2 separate regions of the Homo sapiens genome follow, and region 2 is linked to region 1. A link is a loop called in an ENCODE intact Hi-C map of the cell type or tissue named here. Cell type or tissue: heart left ventricle. All regions are shown on one strand. Each heading gives the region's core, and the rest is flanking DNA. Links, peaks and the distances in the headings are about the cores only. Region 1 overlaps ARMH3 (armadillo like helical domain containing 3). Region 2 overlaps ARMH3 (armadillo like helical domain containing 3).

What was found. A loop is a pair of places that touch in the nucleus more often than their neighbours do. Peaks named below come from ENCODE experiments on the same cell type or tissue, not always from the same donor. Only the 100,000 strongest peaks of a DNase experiment are listed, where the experiment ranks them.
Region 2: a loop joins it to region 1, with 4 times the contacts of the local background. A loop is called at or near these places in 2 of 110 quality-filtered maps.

What each region holds. Positions count from the first base shown.
Region 1 is chr10:101,885,862-101,895,485 of GRCh38, forward strand. ARMH3 (armadillo like helical domain containing 3) reads right to left here. Exons shown (of 26, transcript NM_024541.3): 24 at 3,551-3,629. Among named protein-coding and RNA genes, the nearest start is that of KCNIP2, 47 kb to the left of the region's middle. In heart left ventricle, for the core only: a CTCF peak has its summit at 3,940 (motif pointing right); a DNase peak (open chromatin) is centred at 3,940; H3K27ac peaks cover 701 bases.
Region 2 is chr10:101,981,013-101,990,636 of GRCh38, forward strand. It overlaps ARMH3 (armadillo like helical domain containing 3), which reads right to left. Exons shown (of 26, transcript NM_024541.3): 19 at 9,539-9,599. Among named protein-coding and RNA genes, the nearest start is that of ARMH3, 70 kb to the right of the region's middle. In heart left ventricle, for the core only: no CTCF peak of the experiment used is centred there; a DNase peak (open chromatin) is centred at 5,701.

The DNA.
Region 1 (9,624 bases), core at 1,876-5,875:
CTGGCCAACATGGTGAAACCCCATCTTTACTAAAAAATACAAAAAATTAGCTGAGCGTGGTGGTGGGTGCCTGTAATCCCAGCTACTAGGGAGGCTGACGCAGGAGAATTGATTGAACCCGAGAAGCAGAGGTTGCGGTGAGCCAAGATCGCGCCATTGCACTCCAGCCTGGGCAACAAGGGCAAGACTCCATCTCAAAAAAAAAAAGGGGGTTAAAATGGTAAATTTTATGTTATGTATATTCTACCACATATAAAAAAAAAAGAGGTAAAAATGAACAAGCTTCACAATTAACCCCAGACAAATATAGCACCTGCATATATACCATAAAAATACATACAGTTTATTACATTAAAAAAATGTATGACCAGGCTGGGTGCAGTGGCTCATGCCTGTAATGCCAGCACTTTGGGAGGCTAAAGCAGGTGGCTCATTTGAGGTCAGGAGTTCAAGACCAACCTGGCAAACATGGCGAAACCCTACTTAAAAAAAACAAAAATCAGCCAGGCATGGTGGCATGCACCTCTAATCCCAGCTACCTGGGAGGCTGAGGCAGGAGAATCGCTTGAACCCAGGGGACAGAGGCTGCAGTGAGCCAAGATCGTGCCACTGTACTCCAGCCTGGGTGACAGAGTGAGACTCTGTCTCAAAAACAAACAAACAAAAAAGAATGATCCTTCAGTCACATTGAGGGTATCAACTGATTAAAAACTTTATCACGAATGATGAAGCCAATGACAATTAACAAAAAAATGTCATTTACCTTCTGGATGTCTGAAAAGAAACCCCAGTGTGAAAGGCTGGGCTTTGTTTAATATGCAATAATGGATTTACAAGTACCACCTTGAAATGCCTCAAACAGAGGCTGGAATGTGTCTAGGGGTTGTCAGAATTCAAGAATTCACAAATCTCTTTGCCAGAAAAAAATGGCAGGCTGGGCAGGCAGACATAGGAAAGTGCCCTGTCTTCTCTGCTAACTTACTAAATGTAACAAATTCCATTTAACATCTATCCATGCTCTTTAGGTTTTATTTTAGGGGTACTTTAGAATCTATTGAGGATTAAGTTCTTGACTTTTTTCTCTACTCAGTCTGCTGCTAACAACTGCAGGGCCCTACTGCAATCCATAAAACTAGCTCTTTGAGAGGCCATGAATACTGTTAACATTAAGTGACATTCACATTAATGCTCATAAGTGAAGGGAGAGAAGTGCTCCAACACATGCTGGAGATTAACAAGGCAGTCAAATACCTCTAATCTGATAGTGCTGAGAATAAACCAAGTGTACTGTAATGCTGTCATTTAGCACCCTTCAAAATCAGTTAGAGAAGAGAAGCAACAACTATTTTGAGGGTGGCTCTCAAGAAGGTCCCAGAATAGTATCACCCTCCTCCAAACCCCCAAGTGAAAAGGACTATTAAAAGAGGTAATGAGTACACAAAGACTCCATGAGAGCAATGACTAAGATTATTCACCACTGATCCCCACTTACCTTAGCACCACAACTTATATTATAGAAGGTATACAATAATAATGATAATTATTATTATTACTATTATTTTGAGACAGGGTCTCATTGTCACCCAGGCTGGAGTGCAGTGGCATGATCACAGCTTACTGCAGCTTCAACCTCCCTGGGTTCACCTCAGCTCCCACCTCAGCCTCCCAAGTTGCTGGGACTACAGGTGCACACCACCACGTCTGGCTAATTTTTCTTTCTCTCTCTCTCTCTTTTTTTTTTTTTTTTTTTTTTTGTAGAGACAGCTTCACCATGTGGTACAGGGTGGTCTTGAATTCCTGGGCTCAAGCAATCTGCCCACCTCAGCCTCCCAAAGTGCTGGGATTACAAGTGTGAGCCACCGCACCCAGCAGGTATACAATTACATATTGACCAAGTAAATCAATCTTGCTATCCTTTCCCCATTCTCCTATGAAATCCCTCTCCATTGAAATCGCTTCGTCTCTGGCCTGCGCACTCTTTTTGAGAGGCACTTTCATCATTTCATTTAACTTTGAAAGAAGTTGGAGGAGGCTGAGGACACGTGCTTGCTAATCATCCTTTCACAGATTGCCTTGTGTGCCAGAAAGGATTTTTATTATTGGTCTGTGGCAGCTACTGCTGGAGAAAGATTTCAGCTTGACCTTCCCAAGCTGCTGGGGGATGAATACTGCACGTGGCTGACAGAGTAAATGTCTCCTTTTTTTTTTTTTTAAAAAAAAAAAAAAGCTTTTAGACTAACCAGAGCTCACTGTGGTAGGAAAGTCACCCCTTCTCTTACTGCATAAAACTCAAGATGTTGAATTATTTTGCATAAAAATGATATAGTAAAATTAATGTGAACTAGTCCAACAAGAAAATGGTAGCATCACAAAGCACCTCACAGACAGCACAGCATCAAAGAACAGGATTCAGGATAGCTCCACAGGCAGAGAGGAAAAAAGGAAATGAAGGCCATTTATAAAAGCAGTTTTAAATGTGAGGATGGATTCTCACAGCTGGGCTCACAAAAGAGAACAAATATGTCAAAGGGAACAACTGACAGACTAATAGAGTCCTATCCATCTGGCTGAGAAAAGAGCCACTGGTGGGAATACTGAGAAGCTTGTCTATTAGGAAAAAGGCTTGCTTGGTGCTTCACTGGGAGAACTGAATAGCTTTGAGGAACACTGAAACACATGGTCAAATCATAGCTGGCTGGCTGGCTCTGCCAGCAAGAAGCTCAAACAAGGGTTACAAAGATGCACTGGCAAAAAAGGAAGAACAGGGCACATATGGTCTTCCTACTGGCTTGGGGTCTATACCCTGGCCCCTCCAATTTGGGAGTAGGATGAAAAGGAAAGGGAACCATGTGAATAGGATGTCTTATTTAGTGCTTTTTAAAAAAGGACTCAAGAGTTTCATTTTGACACATCAAGTTCAATCCCATGCCACGCTAACGCCTCATCTGTACTTTTATATAATGCAGAGCTGAGTGCAGGCACTCTGGGAGAAGGGGAAATCAGGCCAGATTTAAAGAAAACAAAGACACAAGGCTATCTGCATCTCTAACTCAGTCCATACCACAGAAAAACCTCCTCAAAAATAATTGCTCAAGGCAAAGAGAACTCAATTACTAAGGAAAATCTGTCCCAATGAGGGCTCATGTTTTAACGAGCCAAATAGCTTCAAATTAAGCTGAACTCAGGGTTTTTCTAATTGGCAGTTTCATCCATTTCTAAGTTCTCATTTCTTATTTTCAAAAATCAAAATGACTCTCTGCCTAAAATTTTAAAAAAAGAAATGCCTTATCACACTCTAAAACAAATAATTCACCAGATTTTCACCTACATATCTTCTATATAATTAACAAACCCTTCAGATGGCACAAACGCAGACAGCATCACTCTGTATTAAAAGTACTATCAACCAACCCCACACTAATTCCTCTCAGCAGCCTGGCCCTGGTCACTACCACAAAAGCTCAGTCACAGAATCCCCCTGCCATCAGAGAGAAGGCAACTGCTTGATCCTAGCCACCAACTAGGTCATCTGGGGAAAGTAGTGGCTTACCTGCTCCTCTGACAGTTGGGATATGTGATTCACAGCAGCGTAGGACTCAATTTTGGGGTTAAAGTGGTTGATGATGGCTCTGAAACAAAGAATTCGTATTAATATGGTGCCAGATAGAAGAGGTGGATACATCTGTTAAAAAATAAGGATCAAGTACCCTCTGGTTTAGAGTACTAGAGCATGGGACCGATTGTGACTGGGTAACTTCCTCTTATTGAACATGAGGTAGTCACAAATGGGGGTGAATTGATAACTCTGAAGTGGGAAGGATTTACTATTAGACAGAAAATAGAATCAAGCATCTCTGCTCTGCAAATGAACTAACGGAAAAAACCCAAAGCCAAACAAAAATATTGAGTCCTTCAGATGAGAAAGGGAACCCAGAGGGCTGTCCACTAGGGGGCCCTGGTGCTTCAATCAGAAAGAAAAGCTGTCTTGTCTGACTTGGGAGAACAGGGCACTCAGTAAAGCTGGGCCAACAACATATAGGCTAAATAGAAGCAATCTTCATACTTGTTAGTAAATAGTTTCAAACCAAAATTTTATATCCGGCCATTCAACCCAAAAGCTGAGTGTCATTTTAAAACACTCCCTTCTCCATCACTTAGTCACATCCAAAATTACCTAGTCTTATCAAATCTACCTCTTAAAAATCTCTGAAATCTGAAATAAATTTCCCTGAAACCAGTGCCTTGGTATAGGTCTTTGTCATTTCTTGCCTGGTGTAGCAAAAAGAACACAGGTTTTAGATCAGGGTTTTACATGAGTCCATATGAATATAAATGATTCATAGAGAGAGACAAATCTCTTTTTTTCATATATATATATATATTTATTTATATTTATATTTTAGACAGGGTGTCACTCTGTTACCAAGTCTGGAATGCAGTGGCACAATCATGGCTCACTGCATCCTTAACCTCCCAGGCTCAAGCGATCCTCCCACCTAAGCCTCCCTAGCAGCTGGGACTACAGGCATGTGCCAGCATGCCCGGCTAATTATTTTTGTATTTTGTTGGTAGAAACACGGTTTTGCCATGTCGCCCAGGCTCAAGCCTGGGCTCAAGCAATCCACAGGTCTCCACCTCCCAAAGTGCTGGGATTATAGACATGAGCCACAGCGGCTGGCCAACAAATCTTTCTCATAGAACAATTTCAAATAATATATGTAGATACTTCTCCCTATAGGAAATGAAGTTTATTTCTCATTCCTGAGGGTGGGCTAGATTTAGTGATTTATTGCCAAAGACTAGAGTAGCAAATGGGAAACACAGTAACTTTATAGCAAAGAAGCCTGGTAAACACTACCTTAACCAAATGATGAAGCTGTAGATTGCCAGTGATATCATGTAGATACCATGTAACCCTTGGTATGATCTGATGAGAAGGGCACTTAATATCTCAATCTAATCACAAGAAAAATATCAGACAGGGGACATTCTACAGGATACCTGACTGGTATTTTTTTTTTTTTTTTTTTTGAGACAGGGTCTCACTTTGTCATCCAGGCTGGAGTGCAGTGGCACAAACATGGCTCACTACAGCCTCCATCTCCTTGGCTCAAGCAATCCTCCCACTTCAGCCTCCCAAGTAGCTGGGACTACAGGCATGTGCCACCATGTCTGGCTAATTTTTGTATTTTTTGTAGAGATGGGGTTTTGCCAGATTGCCCAGGCTGGTCTCAAACTCCTGAGCTCAGGCAGTCCTCCCTCCTCACCTCCTAAAATGCTGGGATTACAGGCATGAGCCATTGCTCCTGACGCTGACTGGTAGTTTCTTTCTTTCTTCCTTTTTTTTTTTTGAGACGGAGTTTTGCTCTTGTTGCCCAGGCTGGAGTGCAATGGTGCGATCTCAGCTCCCTGCAACCTCCACCTTCCGGGTTTAAGCAATTCTTCTGCCTCAGCTTCCCAAGAAGCTGGGATTACAGGCCCCCGCCACCATGACCAGCTAATTTTGTATTTTTAATAGAGATGGGGTTTCACCACATTGGCCAAGCTGTTCTCAAACTCCTGACCTTTCAGGTGATCCACTCACCTTGGTCTCCCAAAGTATTGGGATTACAGGTGTGAGCCACCGTGCCCAGCCAGTACTTTCTTAAGACTCTAAAAGTCATGAAAAACAAGAGTTGAGAAATTGTCACAAATCACTGGGGAGATATGACAATTAAATGCATATCCTGGAATGGACCCTGGCACAGCAAGAGGACATTAATGGAAAAACTGGTAAAATCTAATTAAAATACGGAATTTAGTTAATAATAATGCCAGTTACTTAGTGTTGATACATGTACCTTGGTGACATAAAATGACGGAAATTAGGCTGAGGGTATCCAGGAACTCTGTGGATTATCTTTTTACTTTTTCTATAAATCTAAAATTATTCCAAAACAGAAAGTTTATTAAAATGGGTAGTGTGGGCTAGGCGTGGTGGCTCACGCATGTAATTCCAGCACTTTGAGAGGCTAAGGTGAGCGGATCACTTGAGCCCAGGAGTTCAAGATCAGCCTGGGTAACATGGTGAAACCCTGTCTCTACAAAAAATACAAAAAAATTTAGCCAGGTGTGGTGGCACACACTTGTGGTCCCAGCTACTTGGGAGGCTGAGGTGGGAGGATCACTTAAGCCTGGGAGACAGAGGTTTCAGTGAGCCAAGATTGTGCCACTGCACTCCAGCCTGGGTGACATAGTGAAACCCTGTCTCCCCGCAAAAAACCCCACCCAAAATCAACAACAACAACAAAATGGGTGCGTGGGCTGGGTGCAGTGGCTCACAACTATAATCCCAGCACTTTGGGAGGCTAAGGTGGGCGGATTACTTGAACCCAGGAGTTCGAGACCAGCCTGAGCAACATGGTGAGACCTTGTCTCTACAAAATAAAAATAATAATAATAATAAGCCAGGGCCAGGTGTGGTGGCATTTGCCTGTAGTCTCAGCTACTTGGAAGGCTGAAGTGGGAGGATCACTTGAGCCCAGGGGGATGAGGCTGCAGTGAGTGGTGTTTGTGCTACCACGCTCCAGCCTGGGCAATATAACGAGACCTTCTCTCAAAAATAAAAAATAAAATGTGTGCACGTGTGTATGTGTGTTTGTGTGTGTGTATGTATGAGCTAGCATAACAAATCACTATTTTATAGCTTCTTGATAGTAAAGAATTATAGAACCATTTAATCTAATTCAGGTAATAAAAGTATAAACCAAAAACTTAAAAAAAAATACCAATCCCAGCACTTATCATAGTACCTGGGAATAGTCTATTGCAGCCATATAAGAAATATTTGTTGAAAGAGGGCTAAATCTTAGAGGGTACATTTGTAAAATTTATCTAACATAATATATAACATTTATAGTACATATAATAAAAACTTGGAAAAGCAACGCCAAACATCTAACCCAATGCCTGGTACACAGCTTGTGCTCAATAAATATTCAATAAGTGAATAAACCAAATACGACAGACATGAGTCAGGAGCAAGAAAAGAGTTCTGACAACTTATTTTTCCAGAAACTACCAAGAGAGCTGGAGATAATATCTGCAAGTTAAGGCTGAGGTTTGCTCTAATTCCAAAGTAGGAAAGAATTTTATGACCAAGTGGGGGTCAAACATTTTTCTCAATCAGAGAGCAAGGCTCAAGGATGTTGGCAGAGATGACCACAGCCCATAAGCAGAAAGGAAAACCAGGACCCTAAACCCAATGAGAAGGTAGGTGAAGCAAGTTTAGAGAACTGATAATCCCACTGATCCTAGCAGCAGCACCAATTTAAAGTTCACTCAGGGTGGAGTCTGAGTCATAGGGTTTAGTGTCCAGGACCAACACGATTGAAGGAAAGGAGCTTCAGTAGTCAAATCAATCTACCATTAGACCACAGGTATCTTCGAAAAAGATTTTGCACTCTGTAAATGCATCCACATTTTATGCTTTTTTAGGTTTTGTTTTTTGTTTTTTTAAATCAGGCTTTCCTTACATTTCTTAGGAAATTTTTTTTTTAAATTCCTGTCTCAACTGAACTAGAGGTTTTGTTCTTGTTTTTTATTATTATTATTATTTTATTCTTGCCTAGGTTTGGAGAATACAGAGGTCCAAGTACCCTAGCTTCTGTCTGGGTGGAATGTTAGCAGCCACCGGGGCAACCCAGTGGAGCTAGTGAGGTTGGAACAGTGAAATAATCCCTGGGAATGGAATTGCTGGGGATCTAATTCTCTTGCCTTTCTATCTGAGTAGTTCTTTCACAAGGAAACAAAGCAAGGACATAAGACAGGAAAAAAAAAGAGAGAGGAAGAAGAGAGGGAAGGGGAAAAGGAAAGAGGAAAGAAAGGGGAGGGGACTGGGAGGCAGGGAGGGAGGGAGTGAGGGAGAGAAAGGAAAACCTAGAAGGCATTACCTTCAAAATGTACACTTGTTTCCTTCCCTTCTCACCATTACACTTATCAGGTGTCAGCTGGCTCTATGGGTGACCTGTTCTTCATACTGCAGGACATACATGCTGATATTGTTTGGGCAAACTTATCCTGAGGGTATTTACCACTCTGGGAATATATATTTGGAATGAAGATAAAATCATCTTCCAACCTGCCCTGTGACAATCTCATCTCAGAACTTCAGATCTAAGCAGGTGATTAAGGTCTCCCACCAGGCAGGCTGAGAAACTGTTTAGAAACCTGAGTAAGGTGGAACAGTCTAGATTCAGTTAGTAGTCTCTAACTCAGTACCCACAAAGGCAGTATATGTGTCGGCCTTATGTTTTTTTTGCTGTTTCTTTGGGACTGTTATCTGCAAAATCTGAGTGCTAACCTAATGTCCTGGAGATGCCAGGTGGAGGGTATTCGCCCTAAGCAGTAAGAAAAATAGTCTAACACTGGCTCTTCTCTCTCCAGGCTCTTAGAAAGGAATTCCAGACAGGGCTTGGAGGCTTCCCATTAAAGTTCTTAGTACTTTGTACTAGTGAAATGGAAATATGTCCTGACATGGCACAGAAATGACAGAAGACTGGAACCAGGCTAAGCCAGACCAAGCTGAGTGACACACCTTTGCAGTAACTGAATTACGTCGCTTCTCCTTCCCCAGGAAGTCTGACGGCTACCAGGCTCACCTGGGTTGTGATTCCACACCATCCCACCTGGCCAAGGCGCTAGACTAGGACTCATGCTTGACTAGCTCTTGGCGGGAGAAAGATAAGGCACCACGTTTATAGATGAAGGAGGAATCTCTCCATTTTCTTTAGGCTTTCCTTCTCACTGATAGCACCTCCAAAAGGATTTACTACCATCTTTTCTGAACCTTTGGGGAGGGGGTTTCTGGGAGATTCTAACAGTACTTCTCTCTCACTTTTACTGGTCAAAACCTGACAGCTACTTGGGGGGCTGAGGCAGGAGAACTGCTTGAACCCAGGGGCCAGAGGTTGCAGTGAGCCAGAATCATGCCACTTCACTCCAGCCTGGGCAAAAGAGCGAAACTCTGCCAAAAAAAAAAAAAAAAAAGGCACCAGAGAGCTCTCTTGCTATCTGTCACATGACGACACAGTGAGAAGGCTGCCATCTCATAAGCCAGGAAGACAGCTCTCACCAGAAACTGACCCTGCTGGACTTTGATGTGGGACTTCTAGCCTCCAGAACTGTGAGAAAATACAGGAAGGTTTGAGTGGACAATGAATGAGAAAACATAGCCATTATGAAAAGATTAAGGTTTCCCTTCGACAAAGGTGGCAAGGCAATTAAATAGGGAAAAAATAGTCTTTTCAACAAATGGTACTGGGACAAGTAGTTATCCACATGCAAAAGAATGAAGTTAGATCCCTTCCTTATACCACACATAAAACAACTCGAAATGGATCACAGATCTAAATATAAGGTCTAAAAACGATAAAATTCTTTTTTTTTTTTTTTTTTCGAGAGGGCGTCTCGCTCTGTCGCCCAGGCTGCAGTGCAGTGGTGCAATCTTGGCTCACTGCAAGCTCCACCTCCCGGGTTCACGCCATTCTCCGGCATCAGCCTCCCGAGTAGCTGGGACTACAGGCGCCCGCCACCACGCCCGGCTAATTTTTTGTATTTTTAGTAGAGACGGGGTTTCACCATGTT
Region 2 (9,624 bases), core at 3,282-7,281, 97 kb after region 1:
AACACATGCACACAGAGAGGGGAACAACACACACTAGGGCCTGTTGGGGGGTTGGGGGGTGAGGGGAGGGAACTCGGAGGATGGGTCAATAGGCCATGGCACGCATATACCTATGTAACAAACCTGCACATTCTGCACATGTAATCGTTTTTTTGTTTTTTTAAGAAGAAATAATGAAAAAAAAAGAAAAAGAAAAAAAACAGGGGTAGCTAATTTCTTGGGCTTCTTACCAGAGGAGAAAAGAAGAAAGCAGAGAAAACACTACTAACCTCTCTCTGCAGAATGAGAGCCAGAGACACCAGGTAGAGGAATTAAAATGCCTAACAACTGACCAGGCTTGGTGGCTCACGCCTGTAATCCTAGCACTTTGGGAGGCTGAGGCAGTAGGACTGCTTGAGGCCAAGAGTTCAAGACCAACCTGGCCAACATAGTGATAGCCCGTCTTAAAAATAAATAAATAAACAAAATGCCTAACAACGTACCAAGGATACAAGTGAATTGAACTAAATTTATAAGCTAAAGTCCTAAAATTACTCTTCTCCAGATATTTTCATAGCACTCCGAATAATAAGCCTCCATTGCTACCTTATTAGCTTATTCTACTTGCTCCATTATTCACATCTCTCTCTGTTCTTCTCACTCCCTAAGTGGTCTTGCAGGAGCCTCTCAGACAGAATTTAGTAAAAACTATTTAAACAGTACTCTCTTAAAAGACTTGGGTACAGGCCGGGCATGGTGGCTCACGCCTGTAATCCCAGCACTTTGGGAGGTAGAGGCGGGTGGATCACGAGGTCAGGAGATTGAGACCATCTTGGCTAGCACGGTGAAACCCCGTCTCTATCTAAAAATACAAAAAATTAGCTGGGCGCGGTGGTGGGTGCCTGTAGTCCCAGGTACTCGGGAGGCTGAGGCAGGAGAATGGCGTGAACTTGCAGTGAGGTGGAGCTTGCAGTGAGCCAAGATCGCACCACTGCACTCCAGCCTGGGCGACAGAGCGAGACTCTATCTCAAAAAAAAAAAAAAAAAAAAAAACAAAGACTGGGGTACCTTCAGCAGTGATATTAAAAATATTTTACAGGCCGGGTATAGCGGGTATAGTGGCTCACACCTGTAATCCCAGCACTTTGGGAAGCCAAGGTGGGTGGATCACCTGAGGTCAGGAGTTTGACACCAACCTAGTCAACATGGTGAAATGCCATCTCTACCAAAAAAAAAACACAAAAATTGGCCAGGAGTGGTAGTGCAGGCCTGTAATCCCAACTACTTGGGAGGCTGAGGCACAAGAATTGCTTGAACCCGGGAGGCGGAGGTTACAGTGAGCTGAGATTGCGCCATTGCACTCCAGCCTAGATGCCAGAGTAAGACTGTCTCAAAAAAAGAAAAAAACATGTATTTTACAAACCGTACAGAAAAATAATCTATAAATCAATACATACATGGAAAAATTTTAAGTCATTCCCTTTTATTCTCTAATAAACTAACCTTGTGATATTGTAAAAAGGGTCCCCAACACCCAGGCCATGGACGAGTACTGGTTAGAAACCAGGCTGCACAGCAGGAGGTGAGTGGCAGGTGAGCAAGGGAAACTTCAACTGTATTTACAGCTGCTGCCCATGGTCTGCATTACCACCTGAACTCTGCCTCCTGTCAGATCAGTGGCAGCATTAGATTCTCATAGGAGCACAAACCCTATTGTGAACTGCGCATGCAAGGGATCTAGGTTGTGGCTCCTTATGATAATCTAATGCCTCATGATCTGTCACTGTCTCCCATCACTCCCAGACAGGACCATCTAGTTGCAGGAAAACAAGCTTAAGGCTCCCACTGATTCTACATTATGGTGAGTTACAGAATTATTTCATTATATATTACGATGTAATAATAACAAATAAAATACACAATAAATGTTATGCACTTGGATCATCTCGAAACCATCACTGCCCCCAGATCTGTGAAAAAATTGTCTTCCATGAAACTGGTTCCTGGTGCCAAAAAGGTTGGGGACCACTGTTCTAAAATATATATTTGGTCTTCAACCCTGTTTCCTGACATACAACTCCTAAAATCCTTAGAATCTCCAAAGTGATGTCTGTTTGTATGTTGAGGTGACTGACGGCTGGCCTCCCCTAGGTAGCTTCAGAATGAGGGTTGGTCACCAGGGAGACCAAGGCATGATTAGCGAGCTGGGCTTTCAGCCCTAGCCCTGACTTCCAGGGAGAGAAGAGGGGCTGAAGGTTAAGTTGATTACCAATGGCCAGTGGTTTTTATTTTATTTTATTTATTTTTTGAGACAAGGTCTCACTCTGTCACCTAGGCTGGAATGCAGTGGTGCAATCACGGCTCACCGCAGCCTTGACCTCCACGGCTCAAACCATCCTCCCTCCTCAGCCTCCCAAGTAGCTGGGACTACAAGCACACACTACCACACCTAACTAATTTTTGTAGAGACAAGGTGTCACCAAGTTGCTCAGGCTGGGCTCAAGTGATCCATCTACCTCAGCCTCCCAAAGTGCTAGGATTACAGGCATGAACCATGGCCAGCCAATGGTTTAATCAAACATGCCTACATAATGAAATCTCCATAAGAAACCAAAAGTACAGGGTTTGGAGAGCTTCTGGATAGCTAAACACATGGAGGCCTACAGGAAGGCGAACAAGAATTCATCTACGTGCAGGGAGGTTGGCACACCCCAACTCCATGGGGTCAGAAGCTCCTGGGCTCCAGACCCTTTCAGACCTCACCCTATGTATCTCTTCATCTGACTGTTTATATGTTTCTTTAAAATATCCTTTGTAATAAACTGGTAAATGTGTTTCCCTGAATTCTGTGAGCCACTCTAGCAAATTAATCAAACCTAAGGAGGAGGTTGTAGGAACCCCAATTTATAGCCGGTCCATCAGAAACACAGGCAAAATAACCTTGGGCTTCTGATTGGCTTTGAAAGCCAGGGGTAGTCTTAGGGACTGAGCCCTAAACCCATGGGATCTGAAACTACCTCCAGGTAGATAGTGTCAGAATTGAAATACAGTACACCCAGCTGCTATCTGCTACAGAACTGATTGCTTGCTTGGTGTGTAGGGACTAAACCCTCCCCACATTTGGTCATAGAAGTCTTCTGTGTTGATTGTCGTTGTTGAGTGAGAAAACAGAAAAAACACTATGTTTTTTTACACTCATAAGCCTGTACCAAAATTGCTTACCAAGTGACATAAGTTGCAATATAAATCATCCTAATTGTTTCCAAATAATTTGCTGATTTTTAGAAATTGTGATGTGATCCTGTTTGATACAGTTGTCACTTAATGATGCCCTTGTTTGAGCATGATTTGCCTTAGCAATCTACAAACTCATCTGTCAATTTTCCCATGAACTTGAGAGTCATGAGGTTCCTGGTGCTAATGGCTTTGTTGCAGCCAGCAAATGTGACTAGATGCTGCCCATACATGACTACCTATGCACACACAGTACATTCCTGAATGCCAGCACCTCTCGTATGGCCTGGGTCTGGACGGCCTATATTTGGCCCCCTTTGATAACGCCATCCCACCAACACTGAGCCACTCCAGAGCACCAATGAGATGCGACCTACATCCCCAACCCCTGCGGCCATCTATCCACATCCACTCCAGCACTGCTCCTAGATTCTGTTCCTGTCTCCACAGTCACCAACAGGTGACATCATTAGCCTTGTGGTTTCAATAATTTATACTATTTATCAAGCAGAATGAAAATTTTAACCACTGCTATGGCCTTAAAAATATATATATATACTGGAGGCCAGGCACAGTGGCTCACGCCTGTAATCCCAGCACTTTGGGAGGATGAGGCAGGTCGATCACGAGGTCAGGAATTCAAGACCAGCCTGGCCAAGATGGTGAAACCCCGTCTCTACCAAAAATACAAAAATTAGCCGGGCGTGGTGGTGCTTGCCTATAATCCCAGCTACTTGGGAGGTTGAGGCAGAGAATTGCTTGAACCTGGGAGGCGGAGGTTGCAGTGAGCTGAAATAGCACCACTGCACTCTATCCTGGGCAACAGAAAGAGACTCCATCTAAAAATATATATACACACACACACACACACACACACACACACACACGTGTACATATATATACACACATGTGTACATATATAAATATAATGTATATATACGTGTACACATATATGAATATATATGTGTGTATATATATACGTATATATGTATATATATACGTATATACATGTATATATACGTGTGTATATATATGTGTATATACGTATGTGTATATACGTATATACACACGTATATATACATGTATATACATATATATATACAGATCGCATGGGTTTATATATACACATATATGTATACATGTATATATAATACGTATATATACATACATACATGTGTATATGTGTGTGCATATATATATACTGGAGGCCAGGCATAGTGGTTCATGCCTGTAAATCCCAACATTTTGGGAGGCTGAGGCAGGGGGATCACTTGTGGCCAGGAGTTCAAGACAGCCTAGGCAACACAGCAAAACTCCCATCTCTACAAAAAATATAAAAATAGCCAGGCATGGTGGTGCAAGCCTGTAGTCCTAGTTACTCATGAGACTGAGGTGGGAGGATTGCTTGCACCCAGGAGTTCCAAGTTAGAGTGAGCCATAATCGTGCCACTGCATTACATCCTGGACGACAAAGCAAGACCCTGCCTCTAAAAAAAAATTACACACATAGGCCAGGCGCGGTGGCTCACTCCTGTAATCCCAGCACTTTGGGAGGCCGAGGTGGATGGGTCACCGGAGGTCAGGAGTTCAAGACCATCCTGGCCAACATGGTGAAACCCTGTCTCTACTAAAAATACAAAAAATTAGCCGGGTGTGGTGGTGGGCACCTGTAATCCCAGCTACTCAGGAAGCTGAGACATGAGAATCATTTGAACCTGGGGGGCGGAGGTTGCAGTGAGCCAAGATCATGCCACTGCACTCCAGCCTGGGCAACACAGAGACTCTGTCTCAAAAAAAAATAAAAATAAATGAAATAAAATACACACACACACACAAACACACACACACATATGTATGTACTGGCAGAATGACTCTAAATTTAGTGCTTCTTGTGGGGCTTCTTTCATGCTTGTAGCAATTTCCTATTTCAACACAAAATGAGTTCCACTTTCTCCTGAAATCTTCCTGTAGGACCCACTGAAGTCTGTACCTTTCTTCTGATGCCTACCTACAGGTTTGGAAATATGTGACTTAAGAAGAGTCCAAGTTTTCGATGTAAGAGTAACTTAAAGGAAAATTTACTCTCCCAGAGACTATATCCCCTCACTCCCCAATCCTGTGGTGGCAGTGAGAGTGGCAGCAAGAATCAAGGAGTACAGCTAGGAGGTGAAAGTAATTGGTTCGGTTTTGCTACCTCTTAACTGCTCCAGGCAAGACCTTTCTTTTTTTTTTTTTCTTCAGTATAAGCACCTTCCCCCATCATTACCTACAGCATTCACACACAGATGTGAAATTGTTTCATTTCTGACCCAGATTCTGGCTTTGAGTATTAAGTCTTTCCAAACTCCATATTTCTTCATATTTCACTAGGAAGATTATAAACTTATCTGAAATGGCAGAAATTCATTTTGCTTTCAATTTCTCATTCTGCTGTATACTGCCGAAAAGGGGTACATAATGAGAAGTGAGAGCAGCAGCCTGGCCTGCTGCCCAGCTGGAAGCAGGAAGTTCACCTGATAAGGACTTGATGCTTCAAATTCTAAAAACTGGAAAGGGAGCTAGAAGTGGGGGAAGGAAGATCTGGAAACATGCCCAGGGGTAGTAATGAAGAAAGTGAATTCAGCCTGAGGGTGGGACCTTCTGCCCAGCCTCTGTCAACTTGATGCCTCGTTATCTTCTCCATCTTCCCTAACCCCAGGGCAGTAAATTAAGGAGCAGGTGGAAAAAGCGCCTAAGAAAGCAAGGCAAGATAAAAACTCTTTTGAGGGTGAAGTTATGAACAAGGGCGAGGAGGGAGTTAGAACATTTGGGTAGACCAGGTTCATTGGCTAGAAATGTGGGGGTTTGGGTAAACAGATAATATACCTGTAACTTTACAGTAATGAACATACAATCTTATCATATCAGCCCCACCTTCAACTGTTCCTCATCATCCACTTAATCTTGGGCAAGCTTTTTTTCTACTCTCTTATCCTCCCTCCATGCACTCTACACTCTAACCACCTGGAATTATGCTCTATTCTCCAAACATACCACATTTTCTAGCCTCCAAGCACCTAAACATGCTGGTCCCCTACGTGGTATGTCCTTCCCTGACTCCTCCACACAGAAAATCCCTAGTGTTTCTTCATGACTCAGGTCAAATGCAACCTTCCGATATCTTCTCTAATGCTCCAGTCAGCATAGTCACTCTATACAAATCTTTCCTCCATCACTTATCACAGACATGATTAAGAGAACAGCCTCCGGGGTCAGACATGAATTTTAACCTTAGTTATGCAGCTTACTAGCTGTGCAACTGTGGTACCAGCCTGCAAGATGGACCCCAATCTGGTATTCACACACTCATATAGTCCCTTTCCACATTGCAACAGGGTTGGTCTGTGTGACCATTAGAAATGATATGTTACTTGAGATTAGGTTATACATGATACTATGGCTTCCATCCTGGGCTCTCGCTCCCCTTTTCTCTCTTAGATTAACTGCTTTGGGGAAAGACAGCTGCCATGCCTACCAACCCTACGGAGAGACCCACGTGGTGAAGAACTGAGGCTTACCAACAACCATTAGGTGAGCCTGAAAGCAGATTTTTGAGCCCCAGTAGAATCTCAGATACTTGCTGCCCCAACTAACCTGGTCATCATCTTATTTTAATAAAGTTTAAGCCTTAAGGTTTTTTTTAATTCTTTGCCACTTCTGCATTCTTCTCTTTAACACTCTTTAAGAAAAGCTGTGCCACGTTAATGTGATCCTCAAGTATGCATATTACCTTTATTCCTTAAAAAGCATCCTTTTGAGAGGCCCTATGCCAAAACTATCCAGTTAAGTTTCTCCTGGATTCCTGAACCACAGAAACTGTGAGGTGATAAATGTTTGTTTTAAACCACTACGTCTAGGGTAGTTTGTTACACAGCAGTAGATAACTAATACACCTGGGAATGTAACAGTTCAGAATTTATAGTAAGAAAATTTGGGTTCAAATCTAGGCAATGATGCTTACTAACAGAATAACCCTGGGCAAAGTAATTAATCTCCTGAGCCTCAGTTTCCTTTCTTTTAAAATGAAAAAATTGAAACTACAGTAATACGTGTTACAAAGTAAATAGCACATCCTAAAACTAGGATATAAAATAAGCCAGAAATAAAGTCCATAGCAAAAACAAATCTGAACCCTAAGATAATGAAGTTCAGGGACCCCAGCTAAAATAAGCTGAACACTCATCTGTTAAGTGTTATAAAAAGCAACTGTTCATGGTCTTTGAATTGAAATAAAGGATCAGACTTACTTCTAAACACCCAAAAGGTATGGAAAAATGCAAACTGCAACCTACTTACCTAAAAGTAAAATTTGTATCATTATTTCAGACCTACGAAAGCAAGACTATATAGTTTATAAGCAATCTAAGAAGCCGGAAGGTTGGGCACAGTGGCTCACGCCTGTAATCCCAGCACTTTGGGAAGCCAAGGCAGGCAGATCACCTAAGGTCAGGAGTTCTAGACCAGCCTGGCCAATGTGGTGAAACCCTGTCTCTACTAAAAAATACAAAAATTAGCCAACATGGTGGTGCGCGACTGTAGTCCCAGCTACTCGGGAAGCTGAGGCAGGTGAATCACTTGAATCCAGGAGGCAGAGGTTGCAGTGAGCTGAGATCATGCCACTGCACTCCAGCCTAGGCAACAGAATAAGACTCTGTCTCAAAAAAAAAAAAAAAAAAAAAAAGCAAGCTAGAGGTCTACTCTATTTAGACTGAAATCCTTTATACCTCCCTAGATCCCAGGCCTGGCACTGCAATGGGCTTTACTCAATTTGCTGTTCACCAAATTACCCTCTTGCCCAAAAATCGGAGGGAGCAATTCTGATGTCACACTCAATTCAGATGTTTTATAAGGACTAAAGATAATATACATATTTGAGATCACATTAATGTGGCACAGCTGTTCTTGGGTGTTAAAGAGAAGAATGTAGGAGGAGTGGCAAAGGAGAAACAAAACTCTTAAGGTTTAAACTTTATTAAAATATGATAATGGCTAGGTGTAATGGCACACACCTGTAGTCCCAGCTACTTTGGGAGGCTGAGGTGGGAGGACTGCTTGAGCCTAGGAGTTGAAGACCAGCCTGGGCAACACAGTGAGGCCCTGTCACAAAGTAAAAAGAAAATATGATGATTCTGAGTTGCCTCCAGTTGTGCTCATTATAAAGAATTGTGATGGTCGGCCAGGTGTGGTGGCTCATGCCTGTAGTCCCAGCACACTGGGAGGCTGAAGTGGGCGGATCACCTGAAGTCAGGAGTTAGAGACCAGCCTGGCCAAGATGGTGAAACCCCATCTCTAGTAAAAATACAAAAATTAGCAGGGCATGGTGGTGTGCACCTGTAATCCCAGCTACTTGGGAGGCTGAGGCAGAAGAATCACTTGAACCTGGGAAGCAGAGGTTGCAGTGAGCCGAGATCATGCCACTGCACTCCAGCCTAGGCAACAGAGTGAGACTCCGTCTCAAAACAAAAACAAAAACAAAAACAAAAAACTGTGATGGTCAAACAGTTCTCCTCAGGAGGCAGGACTCTCCCGGCGAGGCCACTGGAGACATAATCTGCCCAGATAATAGGGCTCCAGCTAGGCTGTCAGGACAATGTAGGCTAAGAATGGATCAGAAGCGCTATCTCTCTCTAAATTCGTCCTACCTAATGCGAAAGCTCAGAGACAACTAAGTGGTCTGCTGGTATTGCATATCTTTGATTACAACAGACCCCTGCGATCACTATATTCATGTGTCGGCTCCCTCTTCATGCAGTGTGCCTAGAAGTGATCATGCGGATATGTGCAGAATCCACATTGTGGTTTGTGCTTATTACCTCTTCTGAAAAGATGTACAGATCCAGGCCAGAAAATGTTCCCTAACACTTCTCCACATGCAAATGTGTTTTTCTTAAAGTATACACAGACCATGAACTTTCTTTTTTTTTTTTTTTTTTTCCCAGACAGAGTCTTCGCTCTGTCGCCCAGGCTGGAGTGCAGTGGCACAATCTCAGCTGACTGCAAGCTCCGCCTCCTGGGTTCACGCCATACTCCTGCCTCAGCCTCCCAAGTAGCTGAGACTACAGGCGCCCACCACTGCGCCCAGATAATTTTTTGTATTTTTTGTAGAGACGGGGTTTCACCGTGGTCTCGATCTCCTGACCTTGTGATCCGCCCGCCTCGGCCTCCCAAGGTGCTGGTATTACAGGCGTGAGCCATGGCGCCCGGCCTACACAGACCATGAATTTTCTAACATTCAGTTCTTTAAAATAGATTTGTACACATTAAATGTGTACATATTTGTACTTACATATAGAGATCCATAGGAAACTCCTTCATCATGTGTGTTACAATAAACTCTACCATCAGGTCTGAAAGGGGAATAGAGAAAAACTG